Linked DNA regions of Homo sapiens: all the other regions are linked to region 1. The links are chromatin contacts, found by Hi-C or POLR2A ChIA-PET in ENCODE. All regions are on one chromosome and are shown on one strand. Each heading gives the region's core, a stretch centred on a gene start or an enhancer-like site at or near the end of the contact. The rest is flanking DNA. Distances are from core to core; before and after follow the strand shown. Region 1 has its middle 120 kb from the start of LINC00870. Region 2 overlaps SHQ1 (SHQ1, H/ACA ribonucleoprotein assembly factor). Region 3 overlaps LOC105377161 (a long non-coding RNA gene). Region 4 overlaps LOC105377161 (a long non-coding RNA gene).

Region 1 (3,784 bases), core at 819-3,318:
GCCTCTTACTCTGCAGATCTTTTCACTTTGGCTGGTCATGTTCCCCAGAAAGACATCTTCTGGTCTCAGAGGGATAGAAGAAGGGTGACAATTCATTCTGATTTACCTAGGACGTCCCTGGACTTAGCACTGAAAATCCATCACCCTGAGAATGCATCAGTCTCAGGAAAACCAGGACAGTTGGTCATCCAAGATAAGAGCCGGCTTTTTTGGGAGGGGGATGATATCTCATCATTCAGTGTGTTGAGTTCATTTAATCCCCCTTCTTTGAATTAGGTGGCTGAGACTTATCCTATATTGTGCCCCTAAGCCACAAATCCAGAGCCTATTTTCCTGAAGCTGGCTAGAAGTTAAACTTCTTTTCTTCTGTGGGATTGGAGGAGGGGTAGTCACCTTGCTGCCTGGCGTTGAGGAAGGAACCTGGAGATCTAGATTTTATTTTTAAAGATTTTTAAAGCAATCCTCTTGCTTCCAGCCCACCCAGCACTTTTTATTCAGAGCTGATGAATTCTTGAGGTTTTCTGGGGTTCTGGGACCCAGTTCACTTTGCTTCCCATTGTTTCCCCTTTGTCTTGGTTCAGCTTTCAGCTTTGATACATTAGTTCATCCAACCTGTTTTCAGCCTCCAAATACATACATGCACACACACACACACACACACACACACGTATGTATTTGGACATCTCTTCTTGCATTTCTCCCTTTTCTTTTTTACCTTGCAGGCTTATTTATGACTTTTTAGAAATTTATTTGCTGGCATGTGAGTTATTCTCAGGAAGGAGCAGAGAACAGTACATGTTTTCTCTGCCATGCCTTGCAGGAAGTCTCATTTCCTCAACGCGTGAGATGGGCGTTGGGTCAGGCAGAAGCGGGTTCCCATCTTGGCTGGGCTCCTCTCAGCTAAGTGGCCTTGGACAAGCACATTGACCCCATCTGAGCCTGGTTTCCTTTCTAGCCTGGCCTCCCTTCAAAGTAAGAAGAGTAAAGTGGGATGATAATGAAAATAGACCACAGAACTCGTGGGCAGCGCCAAGCTTGGGCCCAACATAGGTGGCTGGGGTTAGGCTCTTTGAAGAAGCTCCTCAAGCCTGCATCTCCCAGGGTCTTCTACAACTTCCTCAGCTCCTTGTCTCCCTGCCTGCCTCTCTCACAGGACCTCAGAACCCATCCAGCAGTCTAAAGGGGACACATTTTATTCCATCCCTGCTTTTCAGCAATTCATTTTCTCTAGGGCTTCAGAGCAAAAACTGCCTCTTCTTTCTGCCAAAGGGCTTACCAGCCCACCCTTTCCTCCAATAGCTGGATTTTGTTTAATTTTTAATTTTTTTTTTGAGGCGGAGTCTCCCTCTGTTGCCCAGGCTGGAGGGCAGTGGCGTAATCTCGGCTCACTGCAACCTCTGTTCCAGTGGGTGTCATGTCTCATGCTCCCGAGTAGCTGGGATTACAGGCACCTGCCACCATGCCAGCTATGAATACCTGAATTTTAAATCCTAGATTGCACTCAGTTTTGATGCCTGTTGCTCCCCATCCCCAGCCTCACCTCTGCCCCGCACACCTACTCTTTTTTGACCCATTCTAGCCAAGCTCAGAGAAAGGCATCTTCCCCCAGGAAGCCTTTCCTAAGTCTGTCAGCCTTCACAGAGGTCCCCCTCACTCTGTGCTTCCTGTTTTTAGGCAAGAGCAGTGGTCCACGGTGCTTAGGTGTTTGGGTTCTTGAATTTGAGTTTGCATCTCGGCTCTGCTATCATACCTACAAGCTGTGCTACCTTGGGCAAATTACTGCACCACTCTGAGCCTCAGTGTCCTCATGAGTAAAACATGAGTTAATAATAGGACCTAACAGTCTCTCATGAGATTGTTCCAGAGATGAAATGATGTGACACACATAAAGAAAATGCAGTGGTTAGCATATACGCGTAAGCACTCAAGACAAGTTTATTACAATGTCTATGTCTGCTGTACTTTGATTTTGACTTGCTTTAACTGCCAGGCTGTATCTAGGGGTGGGAAACTTGTCTTCTTCCTTTTTTTTAATACTTTGCAGCCCCACCCCAGTGGCCCGGGATGTCGTCACGCCCCGGAGCAGGAATCCAAAGATATTCTTGCCTGCTAGTCTTGCATCATCCACGGAGTGACCTTGAGCAGGTCATGTCACTTCTCTGAGTCATTTTGCTTTTGGCAGCTGGGAGACAAATTCCTGCTGAAGTAAGCAGAAAAGAAAGTGAAAAAGAGACTGCAGCTTTTCACAAATGTTTCTTCCCTTCTCTCACAAGTTTATTCCCCACCAGCCCAGCCAGAGATTCTTGTTATCTTAGTTAGATGGTACCCTTGGGGTCTCTGGCTCTCTCTGGCTTTTAATCCTGGCTTTACATTAGAATAAACTGGGGAGATTTTAAGGGTCTTTATGCCAGGGCCTAACCTTGAATCAAGGTGGCTGGAATTTTAGGACATGAAGTTGATGTTAGAGGTCTTTAAAAGCTCCTAGTGAGGCTCATGCTGCTGGCCTGTGGTCCGCACTTTGAGTAGTGAGGCTCTAAACAACCCTCTTGTCCTTCCAGGAAGCATCTATCGGGCATCTGAGTCAAGTAAAAGGTACAATTTCCTTTGACAAAGCTCATCCTTTGATCATTGGGTTTCTCCAAGTATGGGGAACTCCCTTCCTCCCAAGGGCCACATTCTGTTGTTTCACAGTGGCTCTGATGGTCAGAAAGTACTGCTTTCCATGTGACTACAGCCAGCATCCTGGAATTTCCATTCCTTAGTCCTTGCTGAGGGTGGCTTAGGCTGGCCCAGGGAGGTCACCATATATCCACGCTAGCCTTCATCTGAATGGCTCTGTCAGGGGTCACACATCAGGGTCACTCAGAGAGCAGTGCTGCAGAGGCACTCTCATGGGTTTCAAAGAGCCCCACCATTCAAAGGCCCTGGTTCCAGAAAAGAGGCCATCCTGCTAAGCGGCATTAGTCTAATGTTTTCCGAATGCACCTCCACTGGAATTTTCTGGACAATGTGTTCAAAATAACCCACTGAATCAGAATCTCCAGGGGAGGATCCAGGGAGCCTGCTTATTTTAACACTGCTCAGGTGAGGGTTATGATCAGGCTTATGCAAAACGCCTTTAAACTGATTGGATTAGCTAACTCTGGCTGCCGAATGTTCCAGGGAGCAGTTATAAGATGGGAAAGAACCTGTGGCTTAGTGAGGGTGAGCAGGTGGGAGTAGGGGTGTCCAGGCCTGGGAAGAGCTCACATCTGGGCCTGGGCCATCAGCAGGTGGTCTCCCAGGATGATGCTGGTGTGTCGCTGTTGTAGCAGAATCCTTTACTCCCTCTCTCCCTGGATGAGTTCTTTTCTTTCAACCTTATCAGTTCTTGGGAAGAAGAGGAGGCAGAAAAGACTATTTGTATCTCACTCATGCCTAGAGAGTCCTGTTCTCTGGGAAAAGATTTACTCTTTCAGGGTCAGTTCTCTGATTGGTTGGTTTGTTTCTCAACTCCTGCAACAAGAAAATTCACCCTTAATTGAACAATACAGTCCTCTGTATTAGTGTGCTAGGGCTACTATCACAAAATGCCATAGACTGGGTGGCTGACACAACAGAAATGTATTTCTCATGATTCTGGAGGCCAGAAGTCCAAGTAAGGTGCCTGCAGGTTTGGTTTCATTTTGAGGCCTCTCATCTTGGCTTGCATTCGGCCACCTTCTCACTGTGTCCTCACATGATCTCCCCTCTGTGTGCATGCACCCCTGCCTTCTCATCCTGCATTCAATTTTCCTTTTCTTAT
Region 2 (3,905 bases), core at 1,358-3,857, 490 kb before region 1:
TGAAGTATTTGGTTTTTGTTGTTGTTTTTTTGACACAAGAGTCTCCCTCTGTTGCTGAGGCTGGAGTGTAGTGCTGCAGTCTCTGCTCACTACAACCTCCGCCTCCCAGGTACAAGTGATTCTCCTGCCTCAGCCTCCTGAGTAGCTGGGATTACAGGCACCTGCTACCACACCCGGCTAATTTTTATATTTTTAGTAGAGACAGGATTTCCCCATGTTGGCCAGGCTGGTCTCGAACTCCTGACCTCAAGTGATCCGCCCACCTTGGCCTCCCAAAGTGCTGGGATTACAGGTGTGAGCTGCTGCCTCCAGCCTCAAGGTGAAGTTTTAACCTTATCATCATTATTTACTATTAAATTTTGGTCTCCATTTTAAGTTGATTTACTTTTTTCTGGTCTATTATCCTCTATTAATGAGCATCTCCACTATTGATTTCAGCTCTACAGGGTGTACTGTGTTATAGTGATGCCCTGTGATGTCCCTCCAAACTTCATGTCCTTGCAGAACCTCACAATGTGACCTTATTTAGAAATAGAGTCATTGCATATGTAATTAGTTAAGATGAGGTCATGCTAGAGTAGGGTGGGCCTTTAATCCACCATAACTGGTAACCTCATAAGAAAAGAAGAGACACTAAGACACAAACAGAGTGAAGATGGCCATGTGAAGTCACAAACACATAGGGAGAACACCCTGAACAACAGAGGCAGAGCTTGGAGTGATGCATTTACAAGCCAAGGAACTCCAAGGATTGCCAGCAACACCAAAAGCTAAGAGAAGGGCATGGAAGGGATTCTGCCCTGAGAAGGAGCCAAACCTGCTGACTCCTTAATTCTGGACTATTAATAGTAGCCTTGGCCAGGTGCGGTGGCTCACGCCTGTAATCCCAGCTCTTTGGAAGGCCAAGGCAGGCAGATCATGAGGTCAGGAGTTTGAGACCAGCCTGGCCAACATGGTGAAACCCTGTCTCTACCAAAATACAAAAATTAGCCGGGCGTGGTGGTGAGTGCCTGTAATCCCAGCTACTCAGGAGGCTGAGGCAGGAGAACTGCTTGAACCCAGGAGGTGGAGGTTGCAGTGAGCCGAGATCGTGCCATTGCATTCCAGCTTGGGCAATAGAATGAGACTCCATCTCGGAAAAAAAAAAAAAAAAAAGAAAAAATAGTAGCCTCAGGAGCTGTGAAAAATAAATTTATATATTTTGTTTTCTGCTACCAGTTTTTGGTGGTTTGTTATGGCAGCCTTAGGAAACTAATACAGGGAGTTTTCAGAAAATGATTCTGCTGATCCATGGACTAGATGATGTTTCTCAGAGCCTATGCCCACGAAATGGCATAAAAACCAGTTGAAATTTGTATGAGAAGTTGTGTTATTGGCCCAAACTAGATATGGTTTAAATAACTCTTTAGCTTGCAGCCTTCCTTGTGTTAAGTTAGTCGTTTCTTGTTCTTAGAGATTGAATGTTTTTGTTAATGGCTGCGCTGGAAGTGCTTCTCACTGTTATAGAATAAGAAGAGACAGCTTCAGGTTCCTCTGTGCATCCATTGGTATTTGTTTTTCTTGGCGGCTCTCAGATTCAAGATAGGAATTTCACCAGCAACTTCTACTTAAAGCCAGTGCATTACCTTTAGATCAGGCTACATACATGTGTTTTGGGCCAAGGAACCTAAAGTATGGAACTGGTTCTTTTCAATAGAGAGGAATTATGATATGTCATTATCATAAAAGCCCTTTTAAAAAAATTTAACTTTTAAGTTCAGGGACACGTGCAGGTTTGTTATATAGGTAAACTTGTGTCATGGGAGTTTGATGTACAGATTATTTTCACCACCCAGGTATTAAGCCTAGTACTTATTAGTTGTTTTTCCTGATCATCTCCCTCTACCTATCCTCCACCCTCTGATAGGCCCTGGTGTGTGTTGTTCCCCTCTATGTGTCCATGTGTTCTTATCATTTAGCTCCCACTTACAAGTGACAACATGCGGTAATTGGTTTTCTGTTCCTGCATTAGTTTGCTAAGGAAAATGGCCTCCAGCTCCATCCATGTTGCTACAAAGGACATGATCCTGTTCCTTTTATGGCTGCATGGTATTCCATGGTGTATATGTACCACATTTTCTTTATCCAGTCTACCATTGATGTGCAGTAAATGCCCTTCAGAAAGTTGAAGCCGGGCTCAGTGGCACGTACCCGTAGTTCCACCTACTTGGGAAGCTGAGGCAGGAGGGCTGCTGAGGCCAGTAGTTCAACATTGTATTGTGGTATTACTGCTCCTTTGACTACTGGTCTCCAGCCTGGGCAATGCAGTGAGACCCCATCTTTCAAAAAAAAAAAAAAAAAAGGAAAGAGAAGAAATTTGATCTACTGTTTGGTCCCAGATAGAACCTGAGATTGTGTGTTTTGTATGCTATGAAATTAAAAGGCCGAGTTAGCCAGTAAGCATCCAGTTTGAACTGTCTGGAATTGCCTCACTGGAGTCTTGTCCTCTGTGATCAATTGTGGGCTCTAGTCTCAGTATGTCATGCCTGGCAGGCTTCTAGGTTTGGGCAGAGGAAATGAAACCTAGTCGGTTACTCTGAGATTTATAGTAGACCTGCTATTGCAGGAAGTGGTGAAAAGTTGATTGATAGTTTGAGACAAAACTCTACAGCAAAAAAACAGGATGTATGCTTTCCATTTATACCCAGTTCCCCCTGCCCCTACATTTCAGGCTCCTTTTGCATTTTGTTTTGGTTGCTTCATAAGGCTGCGGAGGCTTTCCCCCTCCTACAGTCACCAAATGTAAAATAATTGAGGAAATTTTGTATCAGCTTAGCCATAGTAAAGGCAAGTACTTTCTGCTGTTGCAATTACTCTTTCGTGGTAGTTACATGTAGCATAACTTGTCTGCAGTCTTTAAAGAGAAATTCTCCAAATAGGATATTATTTCACATATGCAGAAAGAATGAAAGGTCTTTTTTAAGTTACATTGTAGGATTACATTTCCAGTAACTTTCTAAGAAAAATCTATTTTGAGTGTGGTTTTATTAAAATATGACAGCAGTGGTATCCAATTGTCTCTTTTAAATGCAGCGTCTCTTCATTCTATAATAAATATATTCTTAACAGGTAGGTGATCCTCACTTAGATATAAAACATGTAACTAGCCAGGCATGGTGGCTTACTCCTGTAATCCCCAGCACTTTGAGAGACCAAGGTGGGTGGATCACTGTGAGGTCAGGAGTTTGAGACCAGCCTGGCCAACATGGCAAAACCCCATCTCTACTAAAAATAACAAAAATTAGCCGGGCGTGGTGGCGCATGCCTGTAATCCCAGCTACTCGGGAGGCTGATGCAGGAGAATCACTTGAACCAGGGAGGTGGAGGTTGCAGTGAGCTGAGATCGCTCCACTGCACTCCACACTCCAGACTGGAAGGCAGAGTGAGAGTCTGTCTCAAGAAAAACCTAACCAGACAAACAAAAAACATATACTATAACTAGTAACTCAGCCTATGTGTTTGTTGAGAGTATCAAAATGTACCATGCCCAGGGCTGCCGCTCATGCCTGTAATCACAGAACTCTGGGAAAGCCAAGGTGGGAGGATCACTTGAGCCCAGGAGTTGGAGACCAGCCTGGGCAACATAGGGAGAACCTGTCTTTACAAAAAATATAAAAATTAGCTGGGTGTGGTGGCATGTGCCTGTAGTCCCAGCTACTCAGGAGGCTGAGGTGGGAGGATCACTTTTGCCCAGGAGGTCAAAGCTACAGGGAGCGCTGATTGCACCACTGCACTCCAGAGCCCAGGCAATAAAGCGAGAACCTGTCTCTAAATAAAGAAATAAATAGTACCTGATGTTTGTAAGAGTGGTTATCTAATAATGCCATTTGACCAAGCTTTTGGACATGAACTAGCCTAGTCAGTTT
Region 3 (3,834 bases), core at 424-2,923, 320 kb before region 1:
CTACAGCTGAAGGAGTTTTCTTTTCTTTTTTTTTTTTTTTGAGACAGAGTTTCGCTCTTTTGCCCAGGATGGAGTGCAATGGCACCATGATCTCGGCTCACTGCAAGCTCCGCCTCCCAGGTTCACGCCCTTCTCTTGCCTCAGCCTCCTGAGTAGCTGGGACTACAGGCACCCACCACCACGCCTGGCTAATTTCTTTGTATTTTTTTTAGTAGAGACGGGGTTTCACCATGTTAGCCAGCATGGTCCTGATCTCCTGACCTCGTGATCTGCCTGCCTCGGCCTCCCAGAGTGCTGGGATTACAGGCGTGAGCCATTGCGCCCGGCCAGGAGTTTTCTAAAATGCAAAATTGGCTGGGCGTGGTGGCTCATGCCTGTAATTCCAGCACTTTGGGAGGCTGAGGCGGGTGCATCACTTGAGCCAGGAGTTTGAGACCAACCTGGGCAACCTAGGGAGACCCCGTCTCTACTAAAAATACAAAAAAAATTAGCTGGGTGTGGTGGCATGCACCTGTCATCCCAACTACTCGAGAGGCTGAGGCACAAGAATCGCTTGAACCCAGGAGGCGGAAGTTGCAGTGAGCCGAGATCATACCACTGCACTCCAGCCTGGGTGACAGAGCGAGTCTCCGTCTCAAAAATACATAAGTAAATTAATTTAAAAATAATAAAATAAAATGCAAAATTAATCATTTCCCTCCTCTGCTCCCTATTGCTTTTAGGCAGTGTTTGAACCCCTTACATGGATGACAAAACACCCTGTTAGTCCCTTAGCAGGGTTGCTCGGCCAGCTGTCTCCTCCATCCCCTGCTCCCTTCTCTCACACACAACTCCAGCCATATGCAATCATCGGAAATTGTCCTACGTGCAATGCTTGCCTTCAACCCAGGCCATTGCTGTGCTGTTCCCATCTCCTGGAATCTTCTCCCCCTTTCTCCTTTCCCAGTACCTTGGCCCATCCCATGCTGACTTCTGTCTTCAGGCCTCCTTCCTCTAGAAAGCCTTCCTGACCTCAGGCAGGGTTAGAGTCCATCTCTCCTTGCATCCACAGAACTTTACTCTTGCCCTCCTCACCCTGGGGCAGAGCTGTCTCCTTATCTGCCCTTCCTTCTTGAGCCGTGGCTTTCAGCCCTGGTTGCACGTTAGAAACATGTGGAAGCCTTTACAAAATGCAGATACCTTGGCCCCACCATGGACTAATCACATCGGAATCTCTGCGGGTGGGGCCTAGTATAGGCTTTTCTTAAAAGCTCCCCGAGTGATCCCAATGTGCAAAACCACATTCTGATAGTATGATCTCACGAAGGCAGAGGCTGGGTTTTATTTATTTCATCTTCAGTTCCTGGTACATAGTAGGAGGTCCCTGATAAATGTTGGCTGTGGATATGAATGACAGCTACTGACATGCTGTCATCCTTCTGTGTCAGGTGCTGTTCCAAAGCAATCAATGAATAAACGAAAGAATAAATAAGTGAGTGAATGAATGTATCAGTGAATGAATGAATGAATGAATAAAAGGCCCACCCACATGCAGCTGGGAACTAGAGGCTCCAAAAAAATGTCTGTCCCTCGAGATGTCTAATTGTCTAAAGGCAGTGAATAGCCTCTTGCCAAACTCCTAGCAGAGATTAAGTAGTCATCCAGCCCTGGGGCACGACCGTGGGTGGTCACTGCTGAGCTGCCAAGTCACCAGCAAGCAGGAGCAGCGGCAGCCACAAAACTGGAAACTGGAGTTGGGAGATGGGGGCTGGGAATTCAGCTAGGAAGGAGCCAACGGGCTCCTTATTTAGGAAGGAATTTGTTTTGGTGTTGCGGGTGCGGGGGTTAAAATTCATTGTTTCTGAGGTTGCTGTGAAGAGTTGGGTCCAACCCAGCAGCATGGGGTTGGAGCAGGGTAATTGGAGGTTGCAGGGCCTGGATTTGCAGCTCTCCTCCCAATGAAAATACACTGGAAAGCAAAACAGAGAGGCTGGAAAATCGTCTCCCAGCGTCACCGGCAAGAATGAAAATATATGGCTTAATAAAAATGGCTGATTCAATTTCAAACAAGTGGCTCATACCCACCTCTAAATAGCTGCTGTTAAAATGCAGACTATAGCCCTGTTTTAAATGAGGCCTAAGGTAGGGAGGAAAAAGGCCTCTCTGCAGGGAGGGGCATGGATCTTTGCTGAGGCCTATTTCAGTCTGAAGTTTTTAAATGGAGTCAAATCAAGGTATTGATGTTGCTTTAATTTTTTTTCCTGTCCGCACAAAGTAGGCTCTAAATGGCATTAGCTGTAATGAGGTAACCCTCTATGCTCCCCGGGGTGGGCACCTGAGCAGGGGCCCCCACAGGACTGCCTGCCGCCCTGGGGTGCTTCACGGGGAAGGGCCACCTCCCTTTGTTCTGTCTCCATGGCCAGAATGAACCCAGGCGGAGTCCAGTGGCATTCAGAGCTGCCCCCAACCCAGCTGCCAGTTCCCTGTTATCTGAATTGAAGAGGTCAGAGGTTAAGTGAGAGATCAGAGTCCCCGGGTCAGGGAAAGAAAAACAAATCCCCGGGGCCTCCGCTGTGCTCTTGAAGCGTGTAGGCCGTGCCCTCCGGTGCAGATGGGGGAATATTTTATACCAGGCCCTGTCCTTTTCTGTTACCATGTAAATTGACTGACTTTTTTTCTTTAACCGAGTTAGGGGAATTTCATGGAGGGGAAAAAAAGGATTGCATGGGCATTTGAATTTTTGCTGAAGACCAAGAGTAGCAACTCCAGTTCTGGCCTCAGCTTCATGACAGGAAGCCGTCGTTGACTGTGGGCCTGTTTTCCTCTTTTCAAACAAGTCCAAGAGGTGATAAGGTAAAAAGGGGTCGAGACACTCATGAATGTATTCAGAAACTAGGTGATCGCACCTGCTATCATGGAGAAGGGAGGCACATTTAAAAGCTTGTTATTGGCTTGGCATGGTGGCTCACGCCTGTAATCCCAGCACTTTGGGAAGCCGAGGCAGGCGGATCATCTGAGGTCAGGAGTTTGAGGCAAGTCTGGCCAACATGGTGAAACCCTGTCTCTACTAAAAATAAAAAAATTAGCCAGGCGTGGTGGTGTTCACCTGTAGTCCCAGCTACTCAGGAGGCTGAGGCAAGAGAATCGCTTGTACCCAGGAGGCCAAAGTTGCAGTGAGCCGAGATCACGCCACTGCACTCCAGCCTGGGCAATAGAGTGAGACTCAGTCTCAAAAACACAAACAAAGAAAAAAAGCCTTGTTATTCTGTGGGTCTAAGAAGCTCCTCATCGTTCAGGCTCCTCAATCAGGAAGCAGTTTTGGATTCTTTACTGGGTTCTTAGCCCTGTGCAAAGAGCTGTAAGGGTTACTGGAGGTTAAGATAAGATAATGCCTCTCAAGGGGCATTTTATGTTGTTTTAGAGCCAGAAAGACTTCAGTTCATCCTGGCTCTGATAGTTCCTAGCCATGTGACCTTGGACTGACTCCTCGAAGCCTCTGTTTACTTATCTGTAATATGGGCGTAGTAGGCCCTCCGTCCTCACCACTTCAGTGTACTCTGGCACCTCCATTTCTTCCCCTGGGGGCTTTCTCAGGCTGCCGATGCCCACTTTGCCTGCCCTTGCAGGTGCCAGCAGTGCCCAGGAATTAGTGCCATTCCCACCTACACACAGCCCTCAACCAGCGTCTGGTGGGAATTGGTGAATAAGCACCCCAACTCCTTCACCCCCTGGGTACGGTGATTCTGAGACGCATTCTATGCCACTTCTCAGAATTTCCCCAGCGGGATTTGGCTCTGGTTTTCCCCCAGGGTGAACTTGACTGATAATACACCCTCCCTTCCATGACCTCCCCAC
Region 4 (3,918 bases), core at 629-3,128, 360 kb before region 1:
GAGTGAATGAGTGAGTGAACTAATGAACTTGGATATGGATGACAGTCATGAAAGCCAGCCAACTTATTTTTCTTGGATGGCATTTACCACCAGCTGACCAATTGTGTTGAAACCATCCCTGAAGAGGTAAAATTTCACCGAGAAAACCACCCATTGTCAACCACGAGTCCCAGGAGTCTCTCTCTGTGAAAAATAGCATGTGTGGCCCCCCATGAAACCTTTTTTTTTTTTCCTGGTAGATTTTCTGAATATCCTTTTTTTCTGACTGGCCTATAAAATGCATTGAGAAATTATGCTAATGCTAGTATCTCTCCAACCAAGTCCTACTGAGGATTGAATCTATTTTTCAAAGACAAAACTGAGTTTTAATTTAGTGCCCCCTTGACATTTTCCCTTTCAAGCACATGAAGGATGCTTCTGCAGAGGGAGAGGTCTTGGGAAATCTTTCACGGATGGCTACGCTTCACGCCTGGGTGGAGTAACCCTCAGCACGCCAGCTTTCAATTAGAAGTAAATAAATGGAGACAGCTTTGCGGTGTGCCCGATACTCTGAAAGATCAACCCCCGGCCTCGGGGCTGCCTTTCTCCCACTGCAGCTAAAAATGTTCATTTACATTTTTTTGGTGTTTTCTGAGCAGCTTTAATGTGCCAGGTTTAACCTTTAAGGCCCTCTCCCCTTCTTCCTTCTGCTTCTCCCCCAACCCCTGGCTTTGAGGATGCCACAAGCCTTGAAGCACTTGCAGGAAACAGCTGCACACAAGTGGATTTCCAACTGAATTCTTTAGATGGAAGTTTGGCTCTTGTAGGATCATGTAAAGGAGTCTTTCATTTCCCCTCTGTGATTGTCATTCTGTTTGGAATAAGGGCAGCTGGGGATGCCTCTCCTTTGCCCATTACATCCTAAGGCAGAGGTGGATTTGGGGGCCTTGGGTTAGGATTGGGGATAGGGGATGTCTGGGGAGGGACTCCTTGCTGTGCCATTCCTCCACATTTGGAGACCGGAGGGGAAGACCTTGGTGTCATTTTGAGATTCTTCTATTAGGGAACTATATCCATTAGTTATTGCTGCAAAGCAAATGACTCCAAAACTTGATAGCTTAAAACATCATTTACTCACCTTTAGCTCACAATTGTGTAGGTCAGCAATTTGGCCAGCCTCAGCCAGGCAGTCCTTTGGGTCTGTACTGGGCTGGTCTGGTCTCAGATGGGCATGATCAGCTGCCAGGTTGGCTTGCGACGGTCTCAGCTGAGATGACTGGGGCTGTCGCCATCCAGCAGGCCATCCTGCTCTCGCACAATGAGAGCTGGGCTGAGATGACTGAGGTTGTCACCGTCCAGCAGGCCAACCTGGGCTTGCTCACTTGGTGGTGGAAGGGTTCCAAGAGCAAGCACAGAAGAGCATGAAGTCTCTTGAGGCGTCAACTGAGAACTGGCGCCATGTCACTTTTGCTGCATTCTGTCAAAGCAAGTCACAAGGCCCACCCCAGTTCTGGGAGTAGAGAAAATAGCTCTGCCTCTTGATGGGAGAAGCTGCAATGCATTTTGGCAATTTTTGCAATCAACAACAAGGAGTGATTTTCCAGATCTGCTTCTCAAGGCCTAGGGCTTCCATGGAAAAGCCACAGGGGCCACTGTAGGTTCAAGATTAAAGTTTGGGCTATCCTCTCGCACCTTTAACCCGAGGAACTCACTTTTATCTGCAGAATATATTGGACTTCCAAGTAAGATCTCACTTGAACAAAGGTTGCCATGGTTAAAAGACATTGAATACCAATTAGTTAGAAGTAATTGTCAGGCTCTCCCTACCTGCTTCTGACCTCTGTGACTCATAGAATTGCACTTCCTGTTTTCTGATAAAAGAGAACTAGTGCCAAGAAGTAGGAAGATTCTGGCCTTGCTCATTCACTCATCAGTCTCTGTATCTCCAATCCTCATACAATCTCAGTGTTCTAGGCTGCAAAAAGAAGTGGAAGACAGTAATGCATAGAAGAGTTCAAACTAAAGCCAGGCTTTCAGGGTTCAGATCTCAACTTCCTCCGTTGCAGTGTGGTCATAGGAAGGTTACTTAACCTCTCTAAGCCACAGCTTCTGCATCTATAAAATGGGGTGAGAATATCTATTGCATGGATTAAAAAAAGATAATTTGTACAGCATAAAAATTACTCAAATCATGTTTACTATTTTTATGATGTAGTCTTCAAGTTCCCTTAACATTCTAACAGATTATATTCCCTATGAAATTATGGTGGGCAGTGCCAATTTCCAGTTGCTAGGTGTTCTGGTTTGGGATTTTTTTTAGGAAGGCATTCAGCAAAACAAGCCTCTGCTCACTGGCCTGCCACCAAATGGTAAAATTCAGCTGTTTGAGATTCATACCTTTGGCTGAGTACATTAAGGTGTTCTTATTCGTTAATACGTAGTTTGATTAGATCATTTTCTCCATGAATATTAAGCTGAACCCTAGGCAATGAGCAATGTGAACTTTGATGGAATGTTTTTCAGAGGAAGGGAAGATGATGTATGGGTGAACAGGAGAGAAGATAAGTTTGGGCTGGCCATAGCAGAGTTAGCGGGTGGGGAGCAAGGAGGTTGGTGCCTGAATGAAGGAGGGGACCCCTTACGCTTCCAGGAGAAGTGCCAAGAGGCACTTGGCATACTTTCCTGCTGTGCCTGGAGCTGAGAGTCTTCGTACCTGGTGCACAAGAAAGGAAAATGTATCCTCCAGCTTTGCCCATCATGATTCTGAAATGCTTTCAGGCACCCCAGGCTGTGCGGGAATATTTAAAGCCACCATGATTACCATTTGCCATCTGACAGGAAGCAACTCTGTGCCCCTGTATGAGAGAAGAGCAGTTATTTTCTAAGGTCCCCTGGGGCACGTTTTGGTGTCTCGGGGAGGAGAATCTGCACCCTCACCCCGCCTTCCTTTGGCAATGAGCAGGTCATCCATCAAGTTGGTCCTGCCCAACAGGATCTTCCAGATCTCTCAGCAGAGGCCTCCACTCCACTAGGTCTAGGCAAACAGGCTCCAGCTTGCTAAGGCCGCGGGCCTGATGGGAAGGGCAGGGCCAAATGGCCCCAGCCTGACTTTTCAGATGCTGCACGCAGACTGGGGTGCACTGAGGAGCAGTGCCTCATCTTGGGATGACAAGATGTGGCCAGGGGGTGTGTGCCTGGATTCCACAGGCATCAGCAAACACCTGGCTTCCTTTGGTATCAGGCAGAGGTGCATCTGGCTCTCAGCCAGCTGTCTATGTGGAAATATTCCACCCCTCTTTTAAAATTGCATTTTCATATCAAAGACAAGCTAGGGAACCAAGAGGCCCTTATTGGAGGGGAGCATTGTTTTTCAGGATTTGCCTTAGCATTTTTTTTACCTAGCAAATTCTCCTAAAATATTTTAGAGTTGTACTTTTTTGGTTTTGTTTTTTGGAATGTCTATCATTTTTATCAAACAAGTCATCTGTGGGTGCTCACTATGGAGAAATCTGAGGAAGAACAGATAAGTAAAAGTTTTGTTTACAGTGAAAAATTGCTTATAAATAATTTTTATTAAATTATCTATTTTTGTTTTTTCATCATTTTCTGTTGAGAGCATATCCTATCATTTGTTTACAGAATTCCCTGTGTTTAGGAATTTAGGGGTCTTTACAGGCTCCCTGCCCCTGCAAAAATCCCCGTGAGATGAAGCCCCAGTTGCTGGCAGTGGTAGTGGGGTGGTAACTCACTCTTCTCACTCTTTATTAACTGCCTGCTCTTGCCTGTCTCATTTCTCCACTTCCTTACTCATTTCTGTTTCACCTCCCAAATAAACCACCTGCACTGAGATCCTGGTCTCAAGGGCTGCTTCTCAGGAAACCCAAACCAATGCAGCTATCTACTGTTTTTGAGTATACAGTCACGTGCCACACAACGACT

The links. Hi-C counts contacts between places; a loop is a spot of excess contacts on that map. ChIA-PET counts read pairs that join two places held with the same protein, here RNA polymerase II (POLR2A). Pooled maps may share reads with other maps.
Region 2: a loop to region 1 is called in a pooled map, with 5 times the contacts of the local background. The contact joins two enhancer-like sites. A Hi-C loop is called at or near these places in 3 of 37 single-sample maps with no recorded cell type and 3 of 50 pooled maps.
Region 3: a map of IMR-90 shows a loop between it and region 1 (8-fold over the local background). The contact joins two enhancer-like sites. A Hi-C loop is called at or near these places in 1 of 168 maps with a recorded cell type or tissue (IMR-90), 2 of 37 single-sample maps with no recorded cell type and 4 of 50 pooled maps. POLR2A ChIA-PET finds 5 or more read pairs at or near these places in 1 of 52 experiments (naive thymus-derived CD8-positive, alpha-beta T cell).
Region 4: a loop to region 1 is called in a map with no recorded cell type, with 2.8 times the contacts of the local background. The contact joins two enhancer-like sites. A Hi-C loop is called at or near these places in 1 of 37 single-sample maps with no recorded cell type and 7 of 50 pooled maps.

The regions. Positions count from the first base shown.
Region 1 is chr3:72,268,541-72,272,324 of GRCh38, reverse strand. No RefSeq gene overlaps it. Among named protein-coding and RNA genes, the nearest start is that of LINC00870, 120 kb to the right of the region's middle. RefSeq lists enhancers at 2,006-2,255, 2,118-3,317. Within about 2 kb of position 2,068, at least 14 of the 41 ENCODE cell types and tissues checked have a DNase peak (open chromatin) inside an H3K27ac peak, as active enhancers do.
Region 2 is chr3:72,755,818-72,759,722 of GRCh38, reverse strand. All of the region lies in intron 10 of SHQ1 (SHQ1, H/ACA ribonucleoprotein assembly factor), which reads left to right. Among named protein-coding and RNA genes, the nearest start is that of SHQ1, 91 kb to the left of the region's middle. Within about 2 kb of position 2,607, at least 3 of the 41 ENCODE cell types and tissues checked have a DNase peak (open chromatin) inside an H3K27ac peak, as active enhancers do.
Region 3 is chr3:72,589,595-72,593,428 of GRCh38, reverse strand. All of the region lies in intron 10 of LOC105377161 (a long non-coding RNA gene), which reads left to right. Among named protein-coding and RNA genes, the nearest start is that of RYBP, 140 kb to the right of the region's middle. RefSeq lists an enhancer at 2,042-2,869. Within about 2 kb of position 1,673, at least 12 of the 41 ENCODE cell types and tissues checked have a DNase peak (open chromatin) inside an H3K27ac peak, as active enhancers do.
Region 4 is chr3:72,627,356-72,631,273 of GRCh38, reverse strand. All of the region lies in intron 8 of LOC105377161 (a long non-coding RNA gene), which reads left to right. Among named protein-coding and RNA genes, the nearest start is that of RYBP, 180 kb to the right of the region's middle. Within about 2 kb of position 1,878, at least 4 of the 41 ENCODE cell types and tissues checked have a DNase peak (open chromatin) inside an H3K27ac peak, as active enhancers do.